3 separate regions of the Homo sapiens genome follow, and all the other regions are linked to region 1. Evidence: chromatin contacts called from ENCODE Hi-C or POLR2A ChIA-PET data. All regions are on one chromosome and are shown on one strand. The core of a region is the stretch at or near the end of the contact, and the rest is flanking DNA. Distances in the headings are between cores, read along the strand shown.

Region 1 (2,700 bases), core at 110-2,609:
AGCTACTTGGGAGGCTGAGGCAGGAGAATGGCATGAACCTGGGAGGCGGAGCTTGCAGTGAGCCGAGATCGCGCCTGTTCCAGCCTGGGCAACAGAGCGAGACTCTGTCTCAAAAAAATAAAAATAAAAAATATATAAAAATTGTTGGAACTGTTCAGCATCTCGACTGCAGTGGTAGATACATGAACCTGCACAGGTGACAAAATTGTATAGAACTAAACATACACACGCACAAATAAGTACAAACAAAACTGGGGAAATAAATTTTAAAAAATAGGTAGCATATGTCAATGTCAACTATAGTTTTGCAAAATGTTAACATTGGGAGAAACTGGACTAAGTCCAGAAGTACCTTCTCAGTATTTCATACAATTCGGTGTGAATCTATAATCATCTCGATAAGAAATAAACACACACACACACACACACACACACAAGGCCTGTTTTTAAAAAACGATATATATGTGTGTGTACTAATATATAAGGCAGTAGAGGTAAATATCCAAACACCAGAGGTTAGGTCATAATAAAAATGATTCTTTTCATGTGCAGGTGACAATATGCACACTCTATAACAAGCAATCCCTCTGGAGAAACTCATCAGCCAAACACACTAATGTGACCTATATGCAAGTAACTCCTATGGCTGACTGCCTTCTAGACACCTCACCCTGATCTTCTCTATAACGGTCTGATCTTTCCAAGAAACCTGCTCTACCCACTGTCTGCCCCAACACAGTTAAGGCCAGACCTTGAGAGGAGAGGCCAACAATCCTTGCACAATGGCCACCCCGCCCCCACGACTTTTCTGACCTCATCTCCTACTAACCCCCACCATCGCTGGTCTTCCTCTTTTCTTGGACTGTACCAGGTGCGCTCCTATCTTGGGCCTTGTACTGACTCTTCCTTGCCTCCTTCAGGTCTTTGCTCAATGTCACCCTCACATTGAGGCCTACTCTAACAACTTTAATTTAAAGGATTATTTCCCCAATGTGGCACAACAAATCCCCTTAGTCCTGATCTATTTATTTCCTCGGGAATTTCTTACATATTAATTTCCTTTATTGTATGTCTGTCTACTCTGCCCACTAGAATGTAAACTCCAGTAAGTAGATCAGCTCTTTTGTCTGTTTTATTCACTAATTCATCCTCAGGACCCAGAGCTGTGGCTTGGCACATAACAGGCACAACAATAAAAACTTGTTGCTGTTGAATGGCTGGAGAAAGCTCATGACAGAAGCACTACATTCAAACACCTTCAGTATCACTGGTGTAACAATCTTTGGAAGGCAGGCTCCTGATCTACTGCTGTGGGGACTCAGATTTCGCCAACTGCCTGCAGGTGGGAAGCACACCCTTGGCTGGTTCACAGCCATCTGCTGCTGTTATCTCTACCACTTTCGACCACAAAAACTTATCCCCATCTTCTTTAGTAAGCATGACACAATGACATCTCATAGGTGTCAGATGCCTAAGAGATTGAAAACATAGCACAGGAAGGAAGCTGTTGCACCATACAACCATTGTGTGTGTGTGTGTGTGTGTGTGTGTGTGCACGCGCCACAAACTAAAGTGGAAAAGTGTCACAGGTATATCATTTAGGAGACCTTAATCACTTCTCCTGAAGCATCTGCCAACATATAATCAACAAAGTTTTGAGATTGGGCGCAGTGGCTCACTCCTGTAATCCCAGCACTTTGGGAGGCCAAGGCAGGCAGATCACTTGCTCTGAGGAATTCGAGACCACTTTAGGCAACATGGTGAACCCCATCTCTACAAATTAAAAACAAAAAACAAAAATTACCCAGTAGTGGTGGTGCAAGCCTGTAGTCTCAGCTACTCAGGAGGCTGAGGTGGGAGGATCTATTGAGCTCGGGAGGTCGAGGCTGCAGTGAGCCGTGATCACGCCACTGCACTGCAGCCTGGGCAACAAAAAAAACTGTCTCAAAAAAAAAAAAAAAAAAACCAAACCAAAACAAAAAACAAACAAACAAACAAAACCCCAAAAAACAAAAAAGTTTTGACGAAAGGCATTTCTGTTTCTTAATACTTCTTTCCCCCCTCATTTTGCAAAACAGAGGTATTCCCTAAAAAGTATCTGCACAGGAGGATTGCTTGAGCCCAGGAGCTCAAGGCTGCAGTGAACTATGGTCATGCCACTGTACTCCATTCTGAGCGACAAAGTAAGACCTTGTCTTTAAAAAAAAAAGTTATCTGCAAGGGTACAATGTATATTATTCAGGTGATGGTTGCACTAAAAGCCCAGACTTCATCACTAAGCAATATATCCATGTAACAAAACTGCACTTACATCCCTTAAATTTAACAACAAAAAGTTATCTGCAAAATGTACTCCTATAAATCTAGTCCCTTCCACCTACTTCCATTAGAAAATTAAAAGCTACATTTCCATAGTGGGAAAAATCTGCTAGCTCAACAATAACCACAATTAAGAAGACAACAAACCTACAATACTATTTAAGTGAAAAATGCACAGCAGGCTGGGCGCAGTGGCTCACGCCTGTAATCCCAGCACTTTGGGAGGTCGAGGCGGGTGGATCACCTGAGGTCAGGAGTTCAAAACCAGCCTGGCCAACATGGTGAAACCCCATCTCTACTAAAAATACAAAAAATTTATTGGGTGTGGTGGCAAGTGCCTGTAATCCCAGCTAATCGGAAGGCTGAGGCAGGAGAATCGCT
Region 2 (2,700 bases), core at 199-2,698, 310 kb before region 1:
AGGCCCTGTTTAAAATAAGTTATCCTAGAAAAGAAGGGAAGGTCCTAAGAAAAAGGAAGGGATCATATAAGATGAAAGAAGAGAAAGGCAGGTCCACCAAGCATACCTATTCCATGAGTGACACTTTCAAGAAAAGAACAGCAACTTGCAATCAGTCCTTATTTCATGGGGGTTCGGGCAGGAGGGGCTACATACTTGGGAATAAGACCAGGGCAGGAGGGTGGGACAGAACTGGAGCGAGAGCTATCTCGCATCTGATGTAAACATCAGCCAGCAGTTTCATCCAACACTCGCACCACATTTCGATCATAGCCACAGGATAGCGCAGCCAATTTCTCTAAGAGAAAGAACAGCTGTAGTCAAATCAGATTCCTGAATGCTCATTTTGCATGTGCCAGGCAGTATATCAAGTGCTTAGAATACATTATTATGAATCCTTAAGACAACTCATTTGCTCCTTCCATGAACACCGCCGTGTACCTCCTAGGGGCCAGGTGTTGTACAGGACACAAGTGAGAAGAGCAGGAGGAGAACCATAAGGTGTCTGCCCCCACGAAGCTCAGATTTTACTAGGGAAGGAGAAGAACTTCGTAACCTTGGGGTAGGCAAGGATTTATTAGACAAAAACAGAAAGCATGACCATAACAAGAAAAAATGATAAATCAGACTTCTTTAAAATTAAAAAAGTCTTTGATCAAAAGCTTAGTAAAGATACACAGACCACACTGAGCACAGTAGCTCTCACTTGTAATCCCAACACTTTGGAAAGCTGAGACAGGAGGATCACTTGAGCCCAGGAGTTGGAGACCAGCTTGGGCAACACAGGGATCCAGTCTCTACAAAAATTAAAATAAAAATATTAGCCACATATGATGGTGAACACCTGTGGTCCCAGCTACTCGGTGAGGGTGAGGTGGCAGGATCACTTGAGCCAGGGAGGTCAAGGCTGCAGTGAGCTGTGATCCCACCACTGTACTCCAGCCTGGGCAACAGAGAATTTATCTAAAAAAAAAAAAAAAAAAAAAAAAAAAAAAAAAAAGATGCACAGGCCAACAGAACAGAATAGAATACAGATCTCAGAAATAGACCTACACAAATGTAGTCAATGGATTCTGACAAAGGTACAAAGACAATTCAATGGAGAAGGTATAACCTTTCAACAAATGGTACTAGACAGTTGGACTCCACATATCAGAAAATGAACCTCACACTTTGGGAGGCGGAGGTGGGAGGATTGCTTGAGCCCAGGAGCTCAAGACCAGCCTGAGCAACAAAGTGAGATCTCATCTTTACAAAAAAAAAAAAAAATCAAAAAATTAGCTGGGTGTGGTGGCATGCATTTGTAGTGCCAACTACATGGGAGGCTGAGGCAGGAGGATCACTTGAACCCAGGAGGTCAAGGTTTCAGGGAGTTACGATTACACCACTGCACCTCAGCCTGGATGACAGAGCGAAACTGTCTCAAAAGGAAAAGAAAAAAAAAACCTCCTTAATCATCAGGGAAATGTAAGCCAAAACCACAATAGGCTATCACCTCACCCATTAGGATAGCCACTGTCAAAAACAAACAAACAAACAAGTGTTGGCAATGATGTGAAGAAATCAGAACTCATGTACATCGTTGGTAGGAATGTAAAATGGTACAGTCACTATGGAAGACAGCATGGAGTTTCCTTAAAAAATTAAAAATAGAATTACCATATGATCCAGCAATTCCAATTCCACTTCTGGGTACATACCCAAAATTAATTGAAGGCAAGGTCTCAAAGATATATTCATATACCTATGCTCACAGAAGTACTACTCACAATAACTAAGAGGTGGAAGCGACCCAGGTGTACACTAAATAAACAAAATGCAGTATATGCATACAGTGGAATACAACTCAGCCTTAAAAAGAAGTTCTGACACATGCTACAACATGGATGAACCTTGAGGTAAAATAAGCCAAACATAAAAAGACAAATACTGCATGATTCTACTTATATGGAGTATCTAAAGCAGTCAAACTCTTAGAAACAGGAAGTAGGACGGTGGTTGCCAGGCTGGAGAGAGAGATAAAAGGGAGGGGTAGTTACTCAATAGGTACTGAGTTTCAGTTTTGCAAGATGAAAACATTCTAGAGATCTGTTGCATAACAAGGTACATACTCTGGCACTACTGAACACTGAATGAACTGAACACTGAATTGAGTGGTTATGATGGCATATTTTACGTTATTAAAAAAAAACTGCGGTAGCAGTGGAGCCGCCTAACCCTGAAAAGCACATATAAAATACGGAGGGATTTAAAGTCCTAAGGATAATATTACAACTGAATGAAGTAACTCCTGCAAGAAAGCAAGACTAGAAATCTGACGCATCTAAAAGGAGACTGAGCCTACAGCCCAGCCATGGGCAGGCAGTTCTGCCCAGTTCCTCCCTTGTCTAACAGAGTGGGTCCAAACTTTAGTGTGATCACCACAGGGAGTTACACTCACAAAAAGCACATGTCCTATCATATGGGGTCTTTAAAGAACATTCAAAGGAAACATTTGCAGTCTGAAAGCTTCATTTCCTGCTCTTATTTCAAAACCTAAGTTGAACACAAGATTTAACACACGAAAAACTCTATCCAAAAAACGGGGTTACAGTTAAGGTTAATGGAGCTATTACATGCCAAGTGCTGATGAGGGTGCCTGATGCTCAGAAATGGGGATGG
Region 3 (2,700 bases), core at 28-2,527, 330 kb before region 1:
CCCGGCAGCCACCCCGTCTGAGAAGTGAGGAGCCCCTCCGCCCGGCAGCCGCCCCGTCTGGGAAGTGAGGAGCGTCTCCGCCCGGCAGCCACCCCATCCGGGAGGGAGGTGGGGGTCAGCCCCCGCCCGGCCAGCTGCCCCGTCCGGGAGGGAGGTGGGGGGTCAGCCCCCGCCCGGCCAGCCGCCCCGTCCGGGAGGGAGGTGGGGGGTCAGCCCCCGCCCGGCCAGCCGCCCCGTCCGGGAAGGAGGTGGGGGGGCGCCTCCGCCCGGCCAGCCGCCCCGTCCGGGAGGTGGGGGGCGCCTCTGCCCAGCCGCCCCTTCTGGGAAGTGAGGAGCCCCTCTGCCCGGCCACCACCCCATCTGGGAGGTGTACCCAACAGCTCATTGAGAACGGGCCATGATGACAATGGTGGTTTTGTGGAATAGAAAAGGGGGAAACGTGGGGAAAAGATTGAGAAATCGGATGGTTGCTGTGTCTGTGCAGAAAGAAGTAGACATGGGAGACTTTTCATTTTGTTCTGTACTAAGAAAAATTCTCCTGCCTTGGAAAAAAAAAAAAAAACAAAGATGGTTCCACTGGGAAAACAGAAACCATGCTAAGGGATTTCTAACACGAAGGGTTTAATACAGAAAATAGGTGCTTTCAAAACAACTGGCAAGGCTATATAGTGTGAGCAAAAGTAAAGTGGGCTAACTCCCCATCTAATTCCCACAGTCATTGTCAAGAGTCAGGAAGCTACTACTGCCATCTATAGGTTAGGAAACTGCAAAAATCTGCTGCCAATACTGCAGCTGCTCTGCAGCCCTGAGACAGCTGGCCAGTGGGGGAAGGCAGAAGCCACTGCAAAAAGTCACCTCAAAAATCTAAGCCCATGCACACCCCCAACATACACTATGGCCTGAGGAAGAAAGGTTCCACCTCCCTTCCACTTGCCACATTTCCCAAGACACATGTCATAGGGCAAATGACACACAGAAGCCTGCTGCCAGGTGGTTCTGAGTGCTACTGCTCCAGCATTCCAGCCTCTGAAACCCACGGACAAGCCCAGAAGGGAGTGAGTGGGAAGGTACTGAATGCCCAGGCTGTACCTAGCATGTCATTTCCCTCTTTTCAAAAACATGCAGAAATTACTGATCTACTGTTACATCTTTCCCCTTTTTTTGTCCCTTTGGTTTTACATTTTTTATACTCCTTTTTAGCAGGCTTTTAGCAGGGCAATGAAGTAACCCCATAAGGTAACTCCAGAAGTCCTGAAGTCTAGTTCAAAAGCAACTTGACTGAGAATGGCCCAGGGCTTCCCTAGGGGTTACTGAAACTCTCCTCATACAAAGGAAGGTCACAGCTTTTGAGCAAGGGTGGTTATTAGCTAACTCTCTACTTCCCCCACAAACACAAAGAGTTTCCTTTTTTGAGAGGGGAGGAGGTTGGGGGAAGGGAGAGTGTCAATGAGGACTTGACTCTATATCTATGATTTTTTAAAAATTTCTTTTAAAATAAACTAGAAAAAAAATCACAAGATTTAGCAGTCATTAATTCAAGGAAGTAAGAAAATACGTATTACACATTCTTTGTACATTTTTATGACTTAATTTGCTCAGAATCTCAACTTTAAGAACAATTAGAAATCAACCTGCTTGGCCGGGCACAGTGACTCACGCCTGTAATCCCAGCACTTTGGGAGGCCGAGGAGAGCGGATCACAAGGTCAGGAGATCGAGACGATCCTGACTAGCACGGTGAAACCCTGTCTCTACTAAAAATACAAAAAAAATTAGCCGGGTGTGGTAGCAGGCGCCTGTAATCCCAGCTACTCAGGAGGCTGAGGCAGGAGAATGGCATGAACCCGGGAGGCAGAGCTTGCAGTGAGCCCAGATGGCGCCACTGCACTCCAGCCTGGGCAACAAAGCGAGACTCCATCTCAAATAAAAAAAAAAGAAATCAATCTGCTCACCCTCCAGACTGTGACACAGCACTATACAAGGACAATCATAGGACCGTGAGTCAAGGAGAAGCAGGGTGAGCCTTGTCAGGGCAGTGGCCTCCTCAGCCCACCCAGAACACTCCTAGGCCCTACCAAGCCTCAGGGGGCTTGCACACACGGGTCCTCATTGTCATGCCTTCACTGCTCAGCCCTGGTGCAGGCCACCACTCGTAACTTTCGGCTTCTATGAGAGATTTTATTTTTCTGTCTAGGGAAAACATATGGCAACCAATGTAACTTCAAGCCAATACTCAAGTGCAAAGTTGATGCCTGCTCCATGCCAGGCCATGTGGTCAAGAGAAATAAAACCTACTCCTTGCCTTCAACAAGTCTTCAGAGCGTGGAAAGATGAACAAGGTGGCAACTATGAGTGTGGATACCACTATGTTCAGCGTGTGTAACAGGACAGTTATTACAAACAACTACAAAAGCAAAGCCAAATGGCACTTTGAGAACAACAAATAAACTCTGCTTCCATTTGAAAGCAAACCAAGAATCATCTGGTTCTCTCTTCAGGAATTCTCCAAGAGGCTGGATATAAGGTCTCACTCTATGAGTCAGACAAGGGGAGGCTCCCACTCATAACCACATGGTCGTCCCCAGGCTGACCAACCAGGGAACTTCAGCAGCCCAAGCACTGGGAAGCCCACTGGGAATCCACTTTCTCTGGGCTTTGACCCCAAAGACCCACCAGAGAGGCTCCCAGACAAAGGACTGTC

What was found. Hi-C counts contacts between places; a loop is a spot of excess contacts on that map. ChIA-PET counts read pairs that join two places held with the same protein, here RNA polymerase II (POLR2A). Pooled maps may share reads with other maps.
Region 2: a loop to region 1 is called in a pooled map, with 3 times the contacts of the local background. The contact joins two enhancer-like sites. A Hi-C loop is called at or near these places in 5 of 50 pooled maps. POLR2A ChIA-PET finds 5 or more read pairs at or near these places in 3 of 52 experiments (GM10248, MCF 10A and WTC11).
Region 3: a pooled map shows a loop between it and region 1 (2.4-fold over the local background). The contact joins two enhancer-like sites. A Hi-C loop is called at or near these places in 1 of 50 pooled maps. POLR2A ChIA-PET finds 5 or more read pairs at or near these places in 2 of 52 experiments (A673 and MCF 10A).

The regions. Positions count from the first base shown.
Region 1 is chr22:19,418,517-19,421,216 of GRCh38, forward strand. The region is part of intron 1 of HIRA (histone cell cycle regulator); the gene reads right to left. Among named protein-coding and RNA genes, the nearest start is that of HIRA, 12 kb to the right of the region's middle. Within about 2 kb of position 1,360, at least 8 of the 41 ENCODE cell types and tissues checked have a DNase peak (open chromatin) inside an H3K27ac peak, as active enhancers do.
Region 2 is chr22:19,107,566-19,110,265 of GRCh38, forward strand. The region is part of intron 1 of DGCR2 (DiGeorge syndrome critical region gene 2); the gene reads right to left. Among named protein-coding and RNA genes, the nearest start is that of DGCR2, 13 kb to the right of the region's middle. RefSeq lists a silencer at 2,148-2,197 and an enhancer at 2,293-2,700. Within about 2 kb of position 1,449, at least 16 of the 41 ENCODE cell types and tissues checked have a DNase peak (open chromatin) inside an H3K27ac peak, as active enhancers do.
Region 3 is chr22:19,084,559-19,087,258 of GRCh38, forward strand. The region is part of intron 2 of DGCR2 (DiGeorge syndrome critical region gene 2); the gene reads right to left. Among named protein-coding and RNA genes, the nearest start is that of DGCR2, 37 kb to the right of the region's middle. RefSeq lists enhancers at 1,484-1,985, 1,986-2,485. Within about 2 kb of position 1,278, at least 7 of the 41 ENCODE cell types and tissues checked have a DNase peak (open chromatin) inside an H3K27ac peak, as active enhancers do.